3 separate regions of the Homo sapiens genome follow, and all the other regions are linked to region 1. The links are chromatin loops, found by intact Hi-C in ENCODE. Cell type or tissue: heart right ventricle. All regions are shown on one strand.

Evidence for each region. Hi-C counts contacts between places; a loop is a spot of excess contacts. Peaks named below come from ENCODE experiments on the same cell type or tissue, not always from the same donor. Only the 100,000 strongest peaks of a DNase experiment are listed, where the experiment ranks them.
Region 2: it touches region 1 in a loop (5-fold over the local background); 14 of 110 quality-filtered maps call a loop at or near these places.
Region 3: a loop joins it to region 1, with 5 times the contacts of the local background. A loop is called at or near these places in 48 of 110 quality-filtered maps.

The regions. Positions count from the first base shown.
Region 1 is chr4:145,211,912-145,219,911 of GRCh38, forward strand. No RefSeq gene overlaps it. Among named protein-coding and RNA genes, the nearest start is that of OTUD4, 35 kb to the left of the region's middle. RefSeq lists an enhancer at 6,602-6,691. In heart right ventricle, a CTCF peak has its summit at 4,811; a DNase peak (open chromatin) is centred at 6,490; H3K27ac peaks cover 713 bases.
Region 2 is chr4:145,553,921-145,561,920 of GRCh38, forward strand. SMAD1 (SMAD family member 1) reads left to right here. Exons shown (of 7, transcript NM_005900.3): 6 at 1-120; 7 at 3,871-5,256. The coding sequence ends at 4,014. Among named protein-coding and RNA genes, the nearest start is that of SMAD1-AS1, 41 kb to the left of the region's middle. In heart right ventricle, a CTCF peak has its summit at 3,928 (motif pointing left); a DNase peak (open chromatin) is centred at 3,921.
Region 3 is chr4:145,606,018-145,614,017 of GRCh38, forward strand. No RefSeq gene overlaps it. Among named protein-coding and RNA genes, the nearest start is that of MMAA, 9.4 kb to the right of the region's middle. In heart right ventricle, a CTCF peak has its summit at 3,996 (motif pointing left); a DNase peak (open chromatin) is centred at 3,984.

The DNA of each region.
Region 1 (8,000 bases):
ACATTGTAGATTTGAAGTCAAATGACAGATTGTCTTTCTTCCTTTATGAGTAAATTTTTTTTCTGCCTCGAAGTTTTTATGAGTTTTTCATCATTCTTGAAGTTTTAAGTTTACAAGAGCGTGCCCAGCAATGTGTGTTTTCTTGTTAAAACCATCTGGAATTCAGTGAGCCCTTACAGTCTGCAGATGCGTATGTTTCTTCAGCTCAAGGTAATTTTCTTCTTCTATGTTTAATTATTTTCTTTTTTCCATTATTTCATTTTATTCCCCTGTGGATTGCCTATTACTCACATGTTGGATCTTCTGGATCTATCCTTCAAATCCTTTATCATTTCCCTAATGATTTTCATCTCTTTGTAATTTTGTTCTTTGCTTCAAGATCTCTTTCACTTGAACTTCAGGCCAGTAACCTGAATTTCAACTTTAAACATCTCTTTTAATTGAGACGCTGAGTTCCTAGTTCATTCATGCTATTCATGAAACTCTTTTAAGAGTTCTTATTATACTTTTAACTCTCTTCCAGTCACTCTCTTTTAATAAGGGATTCTTCTGAGTATTCATCTTCTCCTTGGCTGCTAGACCTAATATATTGTCCTTCCTCCCAGTGGTCTATTGACCTTTGAGAACCATGGTTTACACAGGAACTGTGGATCAGATTCTAGCATTGGTGTTCTCTAGTGTAGGTTCTTAGGCTCTCATCTGGCTGAGAAATAAGAATTTCCTACAGCAGCTCCCTCCCTCAGGGAGTTGTGTTCATTATTGGGCCCAGTGCTTCACCCCTCCCCATATCCATGCCCTTTTAACTTTGTAATACCCTCCCATTCTGGATGAGATGATCTGCCTTGGGATTTTGTTCTGGTCTCAGCCATGTGATTTGATATGACCAATGGGATGTTTTTCAACCAGGGGCTTGAAAAAGTGCTTGCACATTTCCACTCACTGTCTGGTTCCTCTGCCTTCACGATGGGAACATCCTAGGCTAACCTGTGGAAGGATAACATTTGGACCTACCAGAAGTGTGTCATTCAGTTGTCCCTCCAAATGACTTTCTATCTCATTTCAAGGTGTTCATAAAGTCTGAAAACATAGGCTCATATATATAACACTATCCAGGACATCTTCAATCTGTAAAAAATAAAATAACATAATTATTTACATTTCCAGGCTTCATGGACAGTCTTGTAGAACAAAAGCCAAAATCCTAATGATGATCTACGAGAGGCTCTACATGATTTCCTGCTCTCCCCACCTCTCTGACCCCCTGTTCTTTCCCTTGTGCATTCTGCCCCAGGCACACTAGGCTCCTTTTTGTGTGCCTGAAATGCCTTCGCCCTTTACCCAAATATCTCCAGTGAAGTGGTTTGAATATTGGTCTTCCCAAATCTCATGTTGAAATGTAATCCCCAGTATTGGAGATGGGGCCAGGTTGGAGGTGTTTGGGTTACTGGGGTGATTCCCTCATGAATGGCTTAACACCATCTCCTTGGTGATGAGTGAGTTCTCACTCTGAGTTCATGTGAGGTCTGGTTGTTTGAAAGAGTGTGGTACTTCCCCCCATGACTCTCTTGTTCTCTTCATGTGACATGCCTTACTCCTGGTCACCTTCTGCCACAATTATAAGCTTCCTGAGGCCTCACTAGAAGCAGATGCCAGCACCATGCTTCCGGTAAAGCCTGCAGAACTGTGACCAGTTATACCTCTTTTCGTTATAAAGCACCCAGCATCAGGTATTTCTTTATAGCAATGCAAGAATGGGCTAACACACACACATCCCTCGATTTTCTCATGCCTCCTCAAAGGTCACTTTTCCTCATCACATTACTTACTCCCCTCTAGTACTCTGTATTCTTTTACTCTGTTTTATCTTTTTCCAAAGCACTTATCATAATCTAACATACTTTTTGTTTTACTTATCTATTTCCTTTATTTTCTCTCTTCCTCACTAGATTGTAAATCCTGTAAAAGTAGGGATTTTTGTCTGTTGTGTTAACTCCTGATGCAGGATTTTTCTCAGTCCCTTTGCCAGTCAAGGACCTCTGGCTGGTGATGCCCCTGCCTGGGCCTTGCTCAGGGCATGCTACCTGCTGCAGGAGATGGCCTGCTCACTTGGCCCGTCTGGGCCAAGTCTTGCTTGCACATCAGTTCCCGAGTTCTTGTCTCACATCCAGGAAGAATGAGAATATGTTGACAACTGAAAAGTGAGCAAGGCGGGGAGTTTTCTTGAGTGTTGAAATAGCTTTCAGGGGTGAGGAGATGTGGGGGTTGTCCTCCTACCTTAAGACAGGAAAGTGCCCTGTATATGGCTGAGTCCAGGGCTTTTATGGGATCAGAATGGGGAGGTGCAGGCCATAGGTAGTATTGGGAAAGGCAATATTTGATTGGTTAAAATGCACTATTCAGAAAGAATCAATTGGGAAAGGGCAGGCAAACAGAAATAGAAGTTCTCTGGGTTGTGGATTTCATTTGTAACCAGCAGTCTGGTCTTTCAGCCTTCAGGCTGTTTCTGGCTTGAAGGTGGTTTCACTGGGGACCCACCCCTATCTGCCTGGGCATTTGGCTTCCTCCTGTTGCCATCACTTCTATAGCTCTAATACCTATATCATACTGGTAAATGTTACTGGATTGAATAAAACCATCAACACTTATTTTATTATAATTATTTGCTTTTAGAGACAAAGTCTCACTGTGTTGCCTAGGCTGCAGTGCGGTGACTATTCACAGGTGTGATAATGGCACAGAACAGCTTTGAACACTTGGGCTCAAGTGATCCTCCCTCTTGCCTCAGCCTCCCAAGTAGCTGGGATTATAGGTGTGCATCTGGCTTGCAATCAACGTTTTAAAGCATTATCTTTGGCATAGAGACAAATGCTTATTTTATTTGTTGTGACAGAACAAGCATTCTGTTCATCTAAAAGTTGTATCATGTCATTTAAGTTCAAATGAAGTCTAAGCGTAGCTGGAGAGAGTTGATGGTTTTAAATAAATTGTATTTAATCTGTTAAGGGCCTATTACATTTCCACTCACAATGGATTCTTACAGTGGTAGATATGATGTGAATTTTGAATAAATTCAATTTTTTTTTGTAAAATAAAAGATAATTATATCTCAATATAACCCTTAAAAATTCTTAAACATTCTCAACAGATTTCTCATTAAATTAAAACAGAATATAGTTTTGGCTATTAGTATAATGTGATCATGGGTTGTTCTGAGGCTTTAGTTTAGTAAAATAACCTCCTGATATATTTCAAAGAGCAAGTTAATTCAACTCTTTCCTCACGTTACAAATTGTTAAATATATGTACACACTTATTCCAATTAGCCATGAGAAATACTTAGAGAATATTGATAAAATACACAAAAATCTCCTTTTTCCATTTAATGCTGCATGTCATTAACTATTCTTTATAAATATGGTTGTAATTGTAACAATTCCATATGGCTTTTCTACAATTTAGTTTTATAGTCTCCTGTTACAAAATTTGTAGATTGTTTTCTATTTTTCTGTTTTTTTTTTTTTTTTGAGGCAGAGTCTCGCTCTGTCCTCCAGGCTGGAGTGCAATGGCACGATCTTGGCTCACTGCAATCTCTGCCTCCCGGGTTCAAGCAATTCTCCTGTCTCAGCCTCCTGAGTAGCTGGGATTACAGGCACCCGCCACCACACCTTGCTAATTTTTTTTTTTTTTTGTATTTTAAGTAGAGATGGGGTTCCACCATCTTGGCCAGGCTGGTCTTGAACTCCTAACCTCATGATCCACCCATCTCTACCTCCCAAAGTGCTGGGATTACAGGCGGGAGCCACCACACCCGGCCTATTTTTTTCTGTTATAAATAAGACTTTGATGATCATCCTAGGACATAATTCTTTGAATGTATCTCTGTTATATATATATTTTGGCTAGAGTCCTAGGTATAGAATTAATTAATCAAATGATATAAGCATTTAAAATTTTCTTGCTCCATAATTGTCACATTTTGCAGAAAGGTTGCATCACTTTTTACTTCTATTAGCAATATGTTAGTGCATCTCATCCTTCTCATATCAGCACTGAATTTTTTTATTGTGGTAAAATATACCATAAACATATGGTAACATAATGTTTACCATTTTAGCCATTTTTAAGTGTACAGTTCTGTGACATTAAGTGTATTCACATTGTTGTGCAACCATCATCACCATGCATCTCCAGAACTTTTTCCTCTTCCTAAACTGAAACTCTGTCCACATGAAACACTAACTTTCTCTTCTCCCCACGACCACAGGCAACACCCTTCTACTTTCTGTCTGTATGAATTTAACTACTCTAGGTACCTCATATGGGTGGAATCACATCTCTCCTTTTGTGATGGGTTTATTTAATTAATTGCCTTCAAGGTTTATCCACGTTATGGCATCTGTCAGAATTTCCTTCCTTTTTAGGGTTGAATAATATTTCATTGTATGTATATAGCACATTTTGTTTTTCCATTCATCTTTCAATGGAGACTGGGGTTGCTTTCACCTTTTGGCTATTCAGCATTGAATTTTAAAAAGACTCTACCCTAGTTTTAATTGTATTTATTTGATTTATTGTAATACTGAACACATACACACACAAACACACAGATTTTGCCCCTGAGTAGCTATTTGTATTTTAAAATTGATTATGCTAAATTTGTCACTCACTTTAGTAGGTATTGTCTGTAAGCAACATAGGAATGTATTAAGCTAAGAACATATCATTTATGTTTATATCCAGGGAGAAAAGTTTTAATATCTTGTCATATATCCTTTTTTTGTTTTGTTTTGTTTTTGCAATTAGCTACAGTTGCCTTTAGGTGGCATTAGATCCTTGGGCATGTGTTACAGAGATTTTTGCTTATTGGATGTGTGTATGTATGTTTTGACAGCTTGATGGATTTAAAAGCTGATCCAAATGTTATTTGAGGTCTAGAATGAAATATAAATTAATATAGAAGCTAGGCATCCTGAGACCTCTTTCATTATGCAACTACATGTTGACTAAATGATGTCTTCCTTTTTTTTTCTACAACAAATATTCTCCAGTTCTTTGCCTTGGATTAGATACTTTTAGAACAAAAATCTTAAAAATGTTCTGAAGTTCAATGTGAGGTTCTAAGCAAAATGGAGACTATTGTTTGGCCCAAATTTTGTAAAAGTTTGGATTGAAAGGGAGTTCTTTCATGTATGTAAGAAATCCCTTATACCTATTTTTCTGAATCAACACTTCAGACATCAGCATTTACCATGGTTGGCATAATGGAAGCTTAAGCCAAATATTTAGCAATAAAGGATGTGGAGAAATTGCCATCTGTATGGATTCCGGTATTTGGAATCATACATATTATCATTCATATTATCACTTTTTTGCTACTTCATTCAGAATTCATGTTTCTGAAAGACACTATTAAAAAAATTCTCAAGGCACTTTGGTTCCTTTAAAAGATGCCTTCCTTTCAGGAAAAGAGAGTCAGATTTTAGCACATTTTACTTGGTTGTCATGGGTTTGACTGGGGCTTGGGGGGTCAAGGGATTTGCCTGGGGTCTCAGGTTGGTGACTTTGTGGCTAGCCTCCTCTACACTGTGTTGGAATCAGCTGGCTCCAAGATCCTTGTTCTGTCTTCCCACTAGACCACATTGTCTTCCAAATGAAACCACAGTAGTGCTGAAAGCAGGAAGGAAACTCTTCAACTCACTTGTTTTATAAAAACTTCTTTTAAGGCAAGGACAGGGAACAGTAAGAATAGCCTTATTCACAGGCGAGTGACTTGAGCCATCTCTGCCTTTTGAATGTTAGCTTTTTCTTTAATAAATTACTCCTGAAAATACTGTTTGTAAAGATCAATGAAATACTTCCTATATATGTTAGTGATAGTTTTTCTTTTCAAGAAAACGTGTTGTTATCATGTCTAGGGTAGAGAGCTAACGAACTTTGAAAACCCATTATGTGGCAGGTGACTTACACTTGTTATCTCAAATAATATTCACAGTAACCCACAATAACATTGCAAATAAGCACGACTAATTCCATTTTATTGGAACAGAACTGGAAGTTCAGAGAGAGTTTTCTTCAAAAAGAAAAACTTGTTTAAATTCCCACAACTAGTAAATGAGAGAATCAAGATGATGGTCCATTCCTATTGAATGCATGTGGAAATAGGAAGAATTTTTTTAAGTTTGAGACATATTTCTTTGCCTATCCCAGATTGACATCTTTTGAATCCATATAAAATTTCACAACTTTTCTTAATAGTCTCAGATTACAATTAATGAATTTTAGATGCAGTTCACAAATTTTTTCTTTTCTATAGTTATATCTTAACCATAATCAGCAGCATCTTATAATTTTTCACTGAATTTGTAATTAGTCTATGTAGGGGGTCGAGGGATATGGGGCTGATCAAGGAACAGGATGTCCACAAGAGAGGCAGTGACAAGTTTGTTGGTGCTTGGCCAGGGTTGCATGAGAGGAGAAGTCCCTCACAGCCTTACTGGTGAGGGAGGAGGACAAGGGAGAGAGAGATTGGAGAGGAAGCTTACATAGAGTCTCTGGGTCAGAGAGCCCAGCTTGGCTTGAGGCCTTATAACTACACGGCCCTGTCTTATGAATAGGTAACAGCTGCTGGGTGAGATTTTGCGGGGTATGCAAAGCAGACAGGCTCTAAGCAGCTAAACTTTTCTTGGTCAGGCTATTTTTAAAATAACTGGATGTGTAAAAATTTAAGTTTGGTGTCAGTGGGCTTTTGAGCTAATGGGTCTCAGCCTGCAGTGGAGAAACAACCAACTTTGAGGCTAATATACAGAGGCTATCTTTGGCTGATTTATGTAACAGTCTATCCCAAGGCACTAGAAGTATTTAACTGTTTTGGGAAAAGATAATAGCTTTTGATCATAGAAAGTATGTGATTCAACTAAACTAATAGTTTATTAGTTCAATGATATTACTCTCTGTGGTTTTATTTACCTATACTTGTATACAGAACAAATACTATTTATAATAAAGGGAAGTAAGTACCCCACCTTCAAATATAATTTTATTCCAGTGTTTAGTATATATGCTGCTGAAATGAGCACAATTTTATTCCAAAGAATTGAATAACATATTCAAATATTTCTGCCTCCAGCTACAGCCACTTAAGGATTCATGGTTTGATAGCAGTAACATGTTTAACATATTTTTATCCATATATGTTTGAATTACATAAACAATGTTTCATCAATATGAAAAGTATAATAAAACCTTAAACTCCTTTTCCATTTTGTAGGTATATATATATGTTTGTCTTTGGTTCATGAAAGCAATTCCTATTTTGCTATGAGAAGTTACTAGTTCAATTGGAACTCAGAATATTTACAGCTATGTAAGACTGTGGGCCCTCTGCTGTTTTGCATGCTGGCCCTGATGTTGCTGGCAGCTCAAGACATCCTCCTGTGTTCAGGCTCATCCAGGCACCAGCTTCTGTGCTCCCAAATTTCAGGGGACACGTGTCACGTTTCTGTAAGAACTCTTACTGTACACTGCATTGTGATCTGGTTGTACCTTGGGTCTGTGTATCTGCAGTGATTCTCTACCCTTCAGATTCCATGAAAGAAATCTGCTATCAAATGAATTGCTAGGCTTTTGGTGGGCACTGGTTGCTGGACCAGTGTGGCTACCTTGAAAGGAATGTGTCTAATTTCTCTCTTTGAATGTGTGGGCCCTTATGCCACCTATCTCAAATTTGAGGCCTCGTCGGACCCTCTAAGATTCCCAGGGAGGCCTCATCAGACCCTCTAAGGTTCCCAGAAACTATCCCACTTGTCATTCTATGATTTATATAGAAGATTATTTACTGGACTAGAAAAATATGCTTATGAAGAACAAGCGGGAACTAACATTTGTTGAGTGTATTATATGAATTACCACATTTACTCTTCATGAAAACCCTAAAAAATAGGAATCGTTTTTTTCTTTTTTATTGATCATAGGTAGAGGAGACTCTACCTATGATTAAAGTG
Region 2 (8,000 bases), 340 kb after region 1:
AGTCTGAAAATTTTTAACAACCAAGAATTTGCTCAGTTATTGGCACAGTCTGTGAACCATGGATTTGAGACAGTCTATGAGCTTACAAAAATGTGTACTATACGTATGAGCTTTGTGAAGGTAAGTGAGCTCCGACTCCTCCATTTAGGGCCTAACATACTTTTGCTGTGCTTTTTTTTTTTTTTTTTGGCGATATATGAATCTATATCCTCTTGATAACATATTATCATATTAGCTGACTTATTATCTAGGCATTTTTAAACTTTAACAAAAATTTCAATTATTAGGAAAATATCATTGGAACATAGGAGTACTTGTATTAAATATCAATAGCAGTAGGTTTTACTAGCCTTTTCCTTATTCAGATAGCACCGCTTTAGCTATTGTATTACCAGTAGAATATGTTATGTTATATATTTAACATATAATTTAAATACATGGTTGTTTTACGAGATCAGTTGAGTAAGCATATCTTCCTTCCTTTTCATTCTTTGTTTTTTGTACTTTTATGATGGTAATGCTTGTTTTTGTTTCAACAGTAAGCAAGTGATCTTTTTGTAAAAATTAAAGTTCATCACATTGGAAATTGTGTTTGGTCAGGTTTTTTTTAGTGGTTTCAGTAAGCTTCATGATTTTCTTACAATTCAGAAGTTAATAAGGCCCTTGCCCAAGATAAATAGATGCCTTAGCTCAAAGATTGCATTGTAAGGTTTGATGAGGGAAGAGGTTAAAGACATTGCTCATAATAATTGATCTTTTTGCTGTCTCATGTTCTGCCTCTGAGAAATAAAAATTTTTAAGATGCCATTGAAATCTTAAAAACCTTAAATGTCTGATTAGATTTCTGAGTCAGTGACTTTTCTAGTAACTGACCTGTCTCTGAATTCTCAAAAATAAATTTCATTCTCTCGTACTTTGAGAAACAGAACTAATTATATGTTTGAGTGAGGCAATTATCTTTTATGTCTTCTCTTCAGAAGCTCACCAAACTTGTTGTTAAACCTGTTTTGTAATGTATTTATTACTGAGGATAATTTTGGAGCCTTACTTGTTAATCATCCCTTAGATCAAAGATATCTTTTCCTGAATATAGTTACTTTTCCTACTTATTTAAAGCATCTTAGATTTTCAGTGTGTTCCCTTAGTGTTTGTTTTTGTGTGTTTGTTTGTTTGTTTGCTTGTTTGCTTTTTGCAGTATACTTCAACAGTTATTTGTAGTTGAGTCTGGTACCTTGTTAGTATTAAGAAAATTTTTTTACCCTTTAAAGAGGTTAACCTATATGTTATGTACATATGGGACTACAAAGAACTATCTTATTCATTGTTAACATGTGCTGTTTAATTTTTGACTTAGCATTTGGCTCAAATGATTTTTAAAATAAGAACAGTGACCTGCCAGAAGTGTTTTTGTTTATTGTTTTAATTGGTATGGAGGAAAGAACAGCTCTTGAGAGTCGAGATGCGGTTTCCAGTTTTTTCTGCCATTTTAACTGTGTGATTAAGGCACAGATTTCTTCTCTGGTTCTCAGGTTTATCGTCTTTGAAATGGGGGTGGATGGAGTTGAGAACTGTGGTAATTATTACTGAGGTCCCTCAGTGAGTCTGTTATTGAAGGACCACTCTAAGAGAATTTATTACTTTAATGTTCCAATTAGCTTTCTGCTCAAACTCATTTCTTATTGTTTACCCAATCAATTTTAATTATTTTACTTTTGTAGAGTTTTAATAATTTACTTTTACACAAGTAAAAACAACCTTTACACTAATAAAAGGTATTTATAATGCAAAGTTATGCATTCAAAATTTATTAGATTTCATTCATTCAGCAGATATTTTAGCACTATTTCAGAGAAGTAATACAAAGATGAAAAAGCACCTAAAGTCTCTTATCATCAAGATCCTTATGCCCTAGTATATCTTTAATTATAATCTGATAAGCACTAGAATGGAGAGTTATACAAGATATAATGAACTTAGCCTGGAAGTTGGATTTGGAGAGCTGAAGGTAAATATTATTTAAAAATCCTGCTGAATGTTAAAGAAAAGTTGTTTATCATATGTTAGCAACAAAAAATTTGCACACTGTTTTTACAAAACTGTTCTTTATTATAAGGACTGCATACTTTGTCCTCTCCCATTCAACATTTTAAAGAAATTAGAACATTTTACTAACAATAGCCAATCTTGTGCTGTTTTTAAAATGATCATTTTTGGATATTAACATAAAACACATTTTATAAATTATTTGTACTTTAAATTCTATGTCTGAAAATTCCAAGTCAGCTCAGCTGAACACATATTTATAGAGCTTCTGCTTTCTGTCATTATGCTGTATATTGGAGGTAAAGATAAATTCCTGCCTTCAAAGATCTTGCTATCTGATGGAGGAAACCTGCACATAAGCCTGTAAATTAATTTTAGGAGTTTGTTTATATTTACAAATGCATGAGTGTACATACATCTATGTAGATATATATATATCTACATAGATGTAGTTCATACAAGTTCTGATGTTCAGATATATTTTCTTTTTTCTTCTTTTTTTTCTTTTTTCTTAAGACAGTCTCGCTCTGTCGCCCAGGCTGGAGTGCAATGGTGTGATCTCGGCTCACTGCAACCTCTGCCTCCCAGCTTCAAGCAATTCTCCTGCCTCAGCCTCCCAAGCATGCTGGGATTACAGGCGTGTGGCCACCGCACCCAGCTAATTTCTATATTTTTAGTAGAGACAGAGTTTTGCCATGTTGTCCAGGCTGATCTCAAACTCCTGACCCCAAGTGATCACCTGCCTGAGACAGAGTCTCTCTCTGTCACCGACGCCAGAGTGCAGTGGCGTGATCTTGACTCACAACAACTTCCGCCTCCTGGATTCAAGTGATTCTCATGCCTGAGCCTCCCAAGTAGCAGGGATTACAGGGATACACCACCACACCTCGTTTTAGTAGAGACGGGGTTTCACCATTTTGGCCAGGCTGGTTTCGAACTCCCGACCTCAGGTGATCTGTCCATCTCGGCCTCCCAAAGTGCTGGGATTACAGGTGTGAGCCACCGCGCCTGGCCCCAGATGTATTTCTTAAAACTACGGGAGTAGATAGATAGCAGAAATAAATAGAACCCAACCTTCTCTGATATTCCTCATGAAACAGTGATTAAAGGATTAATCAGAACTTCACATTCATTGTCCACCCTCACCAATGAGTTTTTGATCTTTGCAGTAGCAGTTACTTTTCTCTTTTTCATAGTGACTTTATTCTATGGAACTGTATTGTCTTAATGCACTAATTCTGCCAAGCTACCTTCTTGTACAAATGAATGATAGAATGTATTGATTCATGGCAATGGCTAGGTGTCAATAATAGCTTTTTGGATACTTGAATGTACTCCTGCCCGTTTTGCTCAGAGATTGAAAGATCAAGAGCTGTGTGTTGATAGGGGGACCTTCAGTGGCTGAATAGGGAAGAAATTGAATGTCATTCTGTCTAGCATAGCTTTTTTGTTTTATTTTCTTGATGATAAAATGAGAATTTAATAATAGCTATTACATTACTATCAGTAATGGGCAATTAAAAGTTTTAAAGTGTCTTTATTAAGATAACTTTATAATGTATTTTAAAACCTTCATTCCTCAAGACCAGCAATTCTTATTGGAATCCATGGATGGACCCTGGGGAGCTAACATCCATCCCTTGAAATTGCCTGCGAAATTATGCGTGCGTTTGTGCATGTGTGTTTTTTTCTCCCCAGGGGCGGGGGGGTCAGGGAGGAAAGATGCATAGCTTTAATCAGAGTCTTTGGTTATGTGAACTCTTCTTACTTAATAAGTTTAACCACTGAGTTAAACAAGTTAAATGACCTCCAGTATGTTTTTCCTAGGGCTGGGGAGCAGAATACCACCGCCAGGATGTTACTAGCACCCCCTGCTGGATTGAGATACATCTGCACGGCCCCCTCCAGTGGCTGGATAAAGTTCTTACTCAAATGGGTTCACCTCATAATCCTATTTCATCTGTATCTTAAATGGCCCCAGGCATCTGCCTCTGGAAAACTATTGAGCCTTGCATGTACTTGAAGGATGGATGAGTCAGACACGATTGAGAACTGACAAAGGAGCCTTGATAATACTTGACCTCTGTGACCAACTGTTGGATTCAGAAATTTAAACAAAAAAAAAAAAAAACACACACACCTTGGTAACATACTGTTGATATCAAGAACCTGTTTAGTTTACATTGTAACATTCTATTGTAAAATCAACTAAAATTCAGACTTTTAGCAGGACTTTGTGTACAGTTAAAGGAGAGATGGCCAAGCCAGGGACAAATTGTCTATTAGAAAACGGTCCTAAGAGATTCTTTGGTGTTTGGCACTTTAAGGTCATCGTTGGGCAGAAGTTTAGCATTAATAGTTGTTCTGAAACGTGTTTTATCAGGTTTAGAGCCCATGTTGAGTCTTCTTTTCATGGGTTTTCATAATATTTTAAAACTATTTGTTTAGCGATGGTTTTGTTCGTTTAAGTAAAGGTTAATCTTGATGATATACATAATAATCTTTCTAAAATTGTATGCTGACCATACTTGCTGTCAGAATAATGCTAGGCATATGCTTTTTGCTAAATATGTATGTACAGAGTATTTGGAAGTTAAGAATTGATTAGACTAGTGAATTTAGGAGTATTTGAGGTGGGTGGGGGGAAGAGGGAAATGACAACTGCAAATGTAGACTATACTGTAAAAATTCAGTTTGTTGCTTTAAAGAAACAAACTGATACCTGAATTTTGCTGTGTTTCCATTTTTTAGAGATTTTTATCATTTTTTTCTCTCTCGGCATTCTTTTTTCTCATACTCTTCAAAAAGCAGTTCTGCAGCTGGTTAATTCATGTAACTGTGAGAGCAAATGAATAATTCCTGCTATTCTGAAATTGCCTACATGTTTCAATACCAGTTATATGGAGTGCTTGAATTTAATAAGCAGTTTTTACGGAGTTTACAGTACAGAAATAGGCTTTAATTTTCAAGTGAATTTTTTGCCAAACTTAGTAACTCTGTTAAATATTTGGAGGATTTAAAGAACATCCCAGTTTGAATTCATTTCAAACTTTTTAAATTTTTTTGTACTATGTTTGGTTTTATTTTCCTTCTGTTAATCTTTTGTATTCACTTATGCTCTCGTACATTGAGTACTTTTATTCCAAAACTAGTGGGTTTTCTCTACTGGAAATTTTCAATAAACCTGTCATTATTGCTTACTTTGATTAAAAATTTGTCATTTCCTTTATTCACCTACTAGATTTTAGGATCAGTAAAGTTTGCTACTCTTCTGAGAATTTTTTTCTCAAATATCCTCCACCAAACATGAATGAAATTACTAATACAGAGACTCGAACACAGCAGCATGAAGAGACCGGAGCCAATTTAAATCAAAACAAAGGACATGTACACCTTGAAAAATTGAGAAAAACTACCAAAATCTAAGTGTATAAACTTTTTAATTTTAGAAATTACAGCAGCAGCACTTTTTGGTTAGTACCATGCAGTCAACCAAAGCAGCAATTTCTAAACTTCAGATGAAGATACAAGCGTGACTGTGGGAGGAGGTAATAAAGGGGGAGGGATGAGAACTCACACTGCAGCAGGAGAAGATGACTACCTTTGCAGTCTACTTAAGGCTGGGATGATCCCAACACTACCCATTCCCCCACAAAAAAGTTTACCAATGAGGGACACAGATTGAAGGACACTTAGATTATTTCTTGGCCCAATAGATGCTATTCTTTCTCCTTTACATTTTTATGTGTCTTTCCTGGAGTGTGTTTATGAGACCTGAAATTTAAGGACCATCCCTTTTTAAACCTAGTTTTAAAGAAAAGAATGCCTTGCTTTTTCACCCCCAAAATACATTTATTCCCTAAACTATGACCAAGGAAAAATTTCTACTGCTGCTTTTTGTGTCCAAAAAACATCATGATATAATTAGAGAACGCCCCAGACAGAGGTCCTACATTATAACACAAATTCATGCACATCTTTGCTGGGTCACTTAACTTCTGTGAATCTCTGTTTCTTCATTTGTCAAGTGGAAATAATATAGTTGTGCCTTGTCACAAAATTGAGGTGAAGATGCCTTAAAAATGCATCTGCCATGCAAGTATGGGGATCACTTGAACTCTCCCATACGCTCTATTTTCCACTTACCTAAGTCATTTCAAGCTCAGTCAATCTAGATAATAGTGACTGGTGAGATATAATAAAAGTTGATATTAAAATTATTAAGCTTAACAGTGAAGTAAAGAGATAATGCAGGCTAGGATTCCTCATCCTTTTCCTAGTGAAAAGCCAATTTTGAGTTCCCATGGTTGCCTGGTGGGACAGTTAGGCAAGTTGTTAGTTGGGTGTAGCAATGCTGGTAGCCAGCTTGAAGTTCTATCAGATAAAACACCAGGATCATCCAGTAAATTGAAATCTCCTGGTTGGGGACCTGTGGAGTTTGCAACATGGTGCATAAGTAGGTCCCTCATGGTTAAGTGCAACTCTATGTATTTTTGGTGAAATCTTAGGAAGACCATTGTCATCAGCCATAGGAGGCTATTAAGTCTCTTGGAAAGGTTTAATTAAAGGAATGGAAAAAATCAACTATTAGAAGTGGAGGGCCCTAGAGCTCTTGCCTCATTCTTGATTTAATAGTATTTGACTTCCATCAAGTTTTTTAGTTTTTCTGCACCTGTTTCCTTATCTGTAAAATGGAGACAATAAAGCCTACCTCCTGGGGTTATCATGAAGTTTAAGCCGATACATGCAAAGCAATTAGAACCTCTTAATAAGTGTTAATACAGCCAGCTAAATCTGGCTGGGAAGACACCTGAAAGGAATTTCATTCAAGAGATGTTTGATGAAGACCTACTTACCTTTGAAGTATTTAATAAACACAGTGGAAGATTTTATCTTTGAGGAACTCAGAGTCTAGAGAGAGAAACCTGGAGAAAGAAAACTAGCAATGCTTGAGTGCCTAGCCTATTGTGTTCCAGGACTCTGCAAGGGATTCCCAAACATTGTCTGTCATCCTCCCAAGGACATATGAGATACTACTCTGTCCCCAACTCCTTATACCATTTTTCTTGCTTTTTTTTTTTTTTTTTTTTTTTCTTTTTTTTTGAGAAGGAGTTTCGCTCTTGTTGCCCTGGCTGGGGTACAATGGCGCAACCTCGGCTCACCACAACTTCCGCCTCCCGGGTTCAAGTGATTCTCCTGCCTCAGCCTCCCGTGTAGCTGGGATTACAGGCATGCACCACCATGCCTGGCTAATTTTGTATTTTTAGTAGAGACGGGATTTCTCCATGTTAGTCAGGCTGGTCTTGAACTCCCGACCTCAGGTGATCCGCCCGCCTCAGCCTCCCAAAGTGCTGGGATTACAGGCATGAACCACTGCACTTGGCAGTCATTTTTCTTATAAATGAGGAAATTTAACTCAGAAGCTAAATAAGTTGCCCAAAGTCACCTAGCTAGTTAGTGTGGAAGAGTTTCAATTCAGATCTGACTTTAAAATCTAGAGTTAATTCTATTAAATACTATATTCTTCTTTCTCGTGAGTTTACAGTCACATGTACTTACTATAAAATAAAGTAGAATGAAGAGCACAGAGGGAAGAAGAAGTAGTTCAGACTTGGTTGGATGGAGATCAGTGGAGTTTTTACAGAGGAAGTGGCATTTAAGATTGAGCTTGAATGATGGGAAGCATTTTGATAATTGGAGGAACTTGTGGGCAGGAGAAGACTCCAAGACAGATACCTGTTGTTTGCCATGCCCCAGCATCTACCCCCCAATTTTTAAAGATGTGCCTCCCGGCCTCAGGGTGACTGGGATTTATCATACTGCATGACATATCCCCTCTGGCTACTGTTGGGAATCTGCTCTTTGGGAATTCTGGAGCTAGAAGTAAAGTCTCTGCATGGCTGAAGATACAGTAAACCTTAGGCATTGTCCCCTGTCATCTCACCTGCTACATGGGC
Region 3 (8,000 bases), 390 kb after region 1:
CTTAACCTAAGAAACTCTTAAATGAAGAAGCTCTAAGCTCTGTGTTACATAAACTCTGGTTTATACTTCCTACTTCTTTTTGTCTCTGTATTCTGAATAGTTCTTACCAATCTTCAAATTCACTAATTCTCTTTTCAACTTCTTCTTGTGTGTTGTTAATTCTATCCATTGAGTTTTATATTTCAATTGTTATATTTTTTATTTCTAGAAGTTTGCTTAGTTCTCTTTTAAATATGCTAGGTTTTTAAAAAAATAGTTTCCTATTCCCTGAAAATACTTGGTTTTTCATTTTCAAAGCATAGTCATTTTATTTCCTGTAACTGGAATATTACAATATCTAAATTAATTGTATATTTGTTTCTGCTCTTTGTTGTTTTTTGCTGGGTCTTGTGCATAGTGACTTATTTCCTTGTGGTTCTTGGTTACGTTTGTCTGTGAGTTGCTTTTTGTTTTTCCTTGGAAAATTATTTTTGAGTTGTCTTAGAGGCCTAAAGTCAAGATGCCTTTGCCTCTGACTAGTGCATAGAAACACCATCAGTTTGGAAACAACTTAAAATTATGGTTTAAAGTTTTTTGGACTACCTTGGTGTTGTAAATACTGTGTGAAAAAGCCTGATGCATTCATATGCTCACAACTTTTCAGGGGTGGTTATTTTCCAGCCCTGCTCTGCTTAGAGCCAAGTTAACCTTCCTGGCAGAGGTGGAGCAGGTTCATTTCTGGTTTATCTTTTTTCCTGAGGGAATATCGTTTTGGTATCTTGGCTTTATGGCAGAAGGGCCTCCTTTTAGATCTTCACATTGTTCATCTCAAGTACACACTAGGCTTTGAGTTCTGTTTTCCGTGCTCTACAAGGCCACTGAAACCAAATTCGCTTGGTTTAGCAAATGCTTTTAGGGCAAAAGCAGTTTCAATGCTGTGCTCCTACCTTGGGTCTTTCCTCTTTTTAGGTTTTGCCCTGGAAATGTCTTACTACCTTATCATATCTTTATTGCTTAAAAGGATTCACTTTTCATGTGCTATACAGCATTTTAAGTTATTCTTTCCTTCAGCCGGGAATGTTGGTCTGAATAACCCAGCCTGCCATACAGCTGGAAGTGGAAATCTTCTTTTGTAATTATAAAAGCATATCCAAGTGTTTCTATCCCCCTTTTCATTCCTAATGTATTAGGTATTTGTGGTGTGTGTGTGTGTGTGTGTGTATTTGTGGTGTGTGTGTGTTTGTGGGTCTGTGTCTCTGCGTGTGTGTGTTTCTTAATTAGAAATCTCCAGGGCATTTATCTTTTTTTGAGACAGGGTCTCACTCTGTCATCCAGGCTGGAGTGCAGTGGCACAATCATGGCTCACTGCAGCCTCATCCTCCCAGGCCCAAGCAATCCTCCCACCTCAGCCTCCCAAGTAGCTGGGGGACCACAGGTGCATGCCATCATACCTGGCTAATTTATTTTTATTCTTTTTGTAGAGACAGGGTCTCACTATTTTGCCTAGGCTGATCTCTAACTCCTCGGCTCAAGCAACTTCCCACTTCAGCTTCCCAAAGTGCTGGGATTACAGGCATGAGTCACCGCCCTCTGTCTTCAGGGCATTTTTGTATTATTTTTTCCTTCAAAGACACAACTTTTGGTATACTTATAACTGTAATGGCTTTTATTTAATAATTCTTTAATTTTTGTCTTTATTTTTCTAATTTCCTTTTCCTTAAATAATATATTTTGTTTGAGTTCATCTTCACATGCATCCCATTTGTTTTGTAATTTTATATACTTCTTTTCTAAAGGAGCAATAATTATTGTTTTTATTTCCTTTTTGTCATATAACTTATTTGGGATAATCTCCTTCCCAAATTTCTAAATGATTGCTTTTTTCCCCTTGTTTAATCATTTGTTATTCATTTTTATTGTATTTTATTACTTTTAGAGAATGTGATCTAAGTTTTAGATTATTTTCTAAATACTGAGTTTTTAATGGCCTAATGTTATCAATTTTAGCATATATTCTACAGATCTTTGTCAAAAAGAAATAATCATATTTAGGGTCTAACATTCAAGATATACATGAACATAAATAGGTAGATAGATATTAATCTTTTAAATTATAATCTTGGAATTTTTTTGACTACTTGATTTGTCAGGTCATTAATTCAAATGACACAGTTATAAAATGAGAATCTTTCTTAGGGGTAACATGTCTAAGCAAGTTGTTATCTACACATAAAGATATTTTCCCTTATATTACTTCAGAATATTTAATATTTTCATTAACTAACAATACTTGGCAAAGCATGTGATTAGTGTCTATAACAAGATTGTTTTTTCTCACTGTCAGATTTTAATCCCCTACTTCCCTTTCAACATTGAATACATATAAACTACGCCAGAATGGTCTTTCTATGTCTTCTTTCTCCAGTAAGCAACATGATGACCGTGGGGTTTTTTGGTGTATGTGGAAGGGGAAGGTGGGTTATGTTGTGGACTGGCATCTGTGTCATATTTTGTTCTTACCAACCATACAGTTAGAACAAAATGGGCAAGAGTGTAACCTCTGAGTAGGACTTTGGAAAGTACCCCCCCCCCCAACATCCTTAATCATTATAAGACTTATTTATAGGAGTAAAATAGTTTCTCATATAAAATTTGAAAACAGCATCTGCAATATAATCAGGCAGGAGGAAAATGGTATATTTAATCACATCACTCCAAGGCAACCATTAATAACTAGTTTTGCTTCTTTCCTTCTAATATTTCTTCTAGAATTGTTTTACATAATTGAGACTCTTCTGCTATTATATAATAGGCATTTTCCATTATTAAAAATTATTTAACAGAATCATGTTTAAATGCCTTGACAATATACTATTATTTACTTAATATTTCTTTAATATTAAACTGGCATTTCCAATATCTTTGTATTATTAATTATGCTTTGGTGAATTTGTTTTCTTTCTATCCTTTTTTTTGTTTTGTTTTGAGATAGAGTCTTGCTCAGGCTGGAGTGCAGTGGCGCGATCTCAGCTCACTGCAACCTCCGCCTCCCAGGTTAATGTGATTCTTCTGCCTCAGCCTTCCAAGTAGCTGCGATTACAGGTGCCCACCAGCATGCCTCGCTAATTTTTGTATTTTTGGTAGAGACAGTGTTTCACCATGTTGGCCAGGTTGGTCTCGAACTCCTGACTTCACGTGATCTGCCTGCCTCAGCCTCCCAAAGTGCTGGGATTACAGGCGTGGGCCATAAGTAACACAGTGGATCCCTAACTTTTGGGTGCATCCAAAAGCCCTGAAAGGCCTCATTCCCCAAGTTTCAGGTTCAGTAAAAGTCTGAGCGTGGCCAAATAATTTGTATTTCTAACATTTCAGGTGATGTCAATGCTGCTGGTCCAGGGACCAAACTTGGAGAATCACTGTAATAATGACATGTAAGGATTTGTTTCAATAATTTCTGAAAAGCAATGCTTCTTCCTTCTATTGTTGTTTCCATCTTTGATAATGCAGGGAAAAATAATACTTATTTTAGATTAGAAAAGGAAGTAGTAATGTCTATTAAAGGTTTTTAAAAATCTTTTAGTCATTGGCTTTTGCTAACTCGTTTGCACTGATTGTGGAATCTTACTGGAACCATTTGACCCTGGAGCTACATCACTATACAGCTGGTCTCATTTTTTTTAAGTCACCTGCCCTCATTTAATTCATTTCCTTTGGTGTTTTCCTTCCTGTGGAAAGTCTCTGACATCTGTCCTACATACTTCCTTATGAATACAAAAGCTCATCTTTTTTATTTTTAAGTTTTATGAGTCAATTACTCTTACCCTTTTTGTATTTGTGATGTTTTCATTCCTTATGTTTTCAAAAGACACTCTAGTCTATAATTATTTATGATTGCTCTTTAAAAAAATTTTTAAACATCTTTTACTACATTCTGTTGACATATTTAGGTCTGAGCCTAATGTCAAATACTAGCAGCAGATGACTTCTCACTTCACTGGCACCATCATGTGGTGAAATTGTGCGCTACATCGAAACATTTGCCAACATGGTGCCATTTCATCACATCTTATGTATAGATAACACTGAAATTGGAACTATCATAATAAGTTAGGGAATCTGAAATAATCCTGTTACTTTAGTAAATTCACAGAAAAGTAAGCACCAATGATTAAGTATGTGGACACTGAAGTCAATTACATGAGCTCAAAGCCAGACTTTTATACTATCATGTAACATTTGGGCACATTGGTTAATCTCCCTGAGTCTCAGTTTCCCTGTATGTAAAATGGGATAACAGTAGCATCTATCTCACAGGGATGTTGACAATAGCCATAAAATAGTTTAATAATATCAGCTGCGATTAGTTGTTACCATGCCATCACATTTGATTTTCCCTTTATGTTCATACCAAGAAAAGAAAATCAGACTTCCCCTGTGAGTTTAGAAAATTATACCAAAATGGAATAATTGTTTTCAGAATTATTAGAAGTAACATGAAGTTAAAAACTGTAAAAGATAAAGGTTGAAAAAACATTTAAATAAAAGTCATTTTTTTAAAAAGGCAACTTCTGGAAAGAAAGGTCTATGAACTCTATTTACCAAGTGAAATTTGAAAATTAATCTCATTATATTAAGCATAATCGACAGTCAAAATAAACAATTGTGAAGATGAGTAACTTAAAACCTTTTTAAGGGTCAAAAATACTTTTTAAAATTAAAAGTGATTTATAGTCCCCAATCCTCTCAATGATCTATTGAAAGAGAAATGTTTAATTTTATAAATCCTTGAAAGAGATACATGTGGGACAGATCTGTATGTTGGAAATCTTTCTATTAAAAAATAAATTATTTTATCACGATAATAGTGAGAGTAGAAGAAAGCATGCAGGGTTGCTGTGATTTGAATGTGTTCCCCAAAGTTAATGTGTTGGAGGCTTCATTTCCAATGCAATGGTGTTGAGAAGTGAAACTTTTGAGAGGTGACTGGGTCCTGAGGGCTCTACTCTCATTAAGGGATGAATGGAGCCATTATTGCAGGAGTGCATAATTGTCATGGGAGTGGAGTTCCTGATAAAAGGATAAGTTCAGCCCCCTTCCCTACTCTTTTCCCTTGCCTACTCTTTCCCTCTCTTGCCCTCCAAGCCTTCCACCATGGAATGATGGAGCAAGAAGGCCTCACCAGGTGTGGGACCCTTGATTCTGGACTTCCCAGCCTCCAGAACTGTAAGGAATAATTTCTCTTCTTTATAAATTACCTAGTCTGTGGCATTCTGTTATAGAAGCACAAAACAGACTAAGACATAAAATTGGTGTTGAGGAGTGGGGCTGTTGCTACAACAAATACCTGAAAATGTAGATGTGGCTTTGGAACTGGGTAACAAATAGAGGCTGGAAGAATTTGGAGGAGCAAATAGAAAAGCCTCGACTGCTGTGAATGGAGCACTGGGCAATTCTGGTGAGAAGACAAGAACTGTGAGGAGAGCCTAATCTTCTTAAGGATTACTTAAGTGGTCATGACCAGAAGGCTGGTAGAAATATGGACAGTAGAGGCCATTCTGATGAAGTCTCAGATGGAAATAAGAAACAATGCATTGGAAACTGGATTAAAAGCTATCCGTGTTTTGCAGAAAATTGTGATGGAACTGTGTCCATTTCCTAGGACTTTGTGGAAGGCAGAACTTAAAAGAGATGAACTAAAATATCTGGTGGAAGAAGTTTCTAAGCAGCAAATTATTGAAGGAGTTGCATGGATATGTTTAACTGTATACAGCAAAATAAGATAAAATGTAAGATATGAAAGCTACACACACACACACACACACAGAGAGAGAGAGAGAGAGAGAGAGAGGGAGAGAGAGAGAGGTGATTTAGAATTTATACCGAAAGGGAAGCAGAGCAGAAAGATTAGGAAAATTTGCAGCCTGGGCATGGAGAGTGTGTTGTCCAAAACACCACCAGAATGCCTAAATGGTAGAAAGGAGAGCTTTATTGGCAATATCAGTTTGCAAACTGAGAAGAATCAATGGCATGTGCTGAAGGTGCTCTTTTTTGAAGATGAAAAGGGCAGGTTGGCCCTTATGCCTCAAAGGGCTTGTGCAGTCATACATATTCGGCAGGTTTGGGGAAAAGCTATACATATTTATGTGGAGAGTTGAGTGCATGTGCAATAGGCAGGCATATATAATGTATAACCCATGTTCACTTTGGGGTGGGGTTTTGGCATTAAAATGGGGTGAAATTTGGCTCCATGTTAAAAGGTGAACTGTAGGATACGAAGACTGTGCACAGTCTCTATAAGCTTGCTGAAACTTGCTTAAGGTCTATACTTACTCATTAGGAAAGTGTGTTTATAAGGTAGGTCTTCTGTCCAATCAGAGTTGAAGTGGTCTGAGTTGTAAATCAGAGTTTATGAGGGCTCTTGATAATTTACATGAAAGCTCCTATTGTTAGGGAGTTTAATAAGAGTGTGTTTATTCTTATAGCCATAGGAATTTAGAAGTTATCATGTCAGCTGAGCACTGAACCCTCAAAGAAAAGTATCTGTTTCTTTAAACTTGGGGTCTGTCTTAGTTGATAAAGGGGCATCTCTTTTGGTTTCTCAGGTCACAAGTAAAATAGTGTCTTTAGGACAGCAAACCGAGGATATGGCCAAGCCACTATTTGCTAAAGAGGTTAGTATGGCTAGCAGGAAACCAGGTGATATTCATCAAGACCATGGAGAATGACCTGAAAGGAATTTCAGACATCTTTGAGGCTCCCTTCCATCACAGGCCCAGAGCTCTAGAACAGAATGGTTTGGGGGGACAACCCACAGTGCCCTCCGTGGGCTTGCTGCCCAGGGCGACTTCCAGACTCTGCTCCCTGTATGCCAGTGCTGTAATCCTGTCACCCCAGCAGTGGTTCAAGCAGGCCTGGCTGTGGCTCAGGTTGCCATTCCAGAGGACACAAGCGGTAAGCCTTGGTGGCATCATGTGGTGCTGATTCTGCAGATGTGTAGAATCCAAGAGCTGTGGGGACATGGTGACTTCCACCTAGATTTCAAAGAATGTGGACAGCCCAGTAGGTCAATGCCTAGTGGTCTTGAGAGTGGGGCAGCTCCCAAGACCACAAAACTGTAGGGCTACCAGCATGCAACTCCAACCTGGGAAAGCTGGAGGCATGAAATTTCTATCTGAGCACTGCTGGGTAGACAGTCCACCAAAGCGGTAGGAATGGAGCTGCCCGAGGCCTTAGGGACCCTGCCCCATCCTGGTGTGCCCAGGATGTGGGATATGGAGTCAAAAGAGATTATTCTCCAGCTTTAAAACTCATTTTTCTTATTGGATTTTAGACTTGCTTGGGTCCTGTTACTTTCTTCTTGCCTATTTTTCCCTTTTGGAATGGGAATGTCTATCCTATGCTGTCACAACATATATATATATTTGGAAGTAGATAACTTGTTAAATTTCACAGGTTCACAACTGGAAAGGAATTTGCCTCAGGGTGAATTGTGCCTTGAATCTCACCCATACATGATTTACATGAGACTTCGGTCTTTGGACTTTTGGACTGATGTAGAACAAGACTTTTGGGACAATTGGGATAGAATGAATGTATTTTGCATGGTGAGAAGTCATAAAGTTTGAAGACTAGGGGTGGAATGCTGTGGTTTGAATGTGTCCTCTGAAATTCACGTTAGAGGCTTGATCCCCAATGCAACAGTGTTGAGAGGTGATTAGGTAATGAGGCCTCTGCCCACATAAACTGATTAATGCCACTTCACAGGAATGAGTTGGTTGTCACAGGAGTGAGTTCCGCATAAAAGGATGAAGCCAGTCCCCTCCCCACCCACCCCTCTTCCCCTCTCTTGCCCTTCCGTTTTCTGCCATGGAATGACACAGCATTAAGTCCCTCACCAGAAGTGAGCCCCTCAACCTTGCACTTCTCAGCCCCCAGAACTCTAAGAAGTAAATGTTTATTTTAATCTTTATAAATTACGCCGTCTCAGGTATTCTGTTACAGCAGCACAAAATGGACTATTT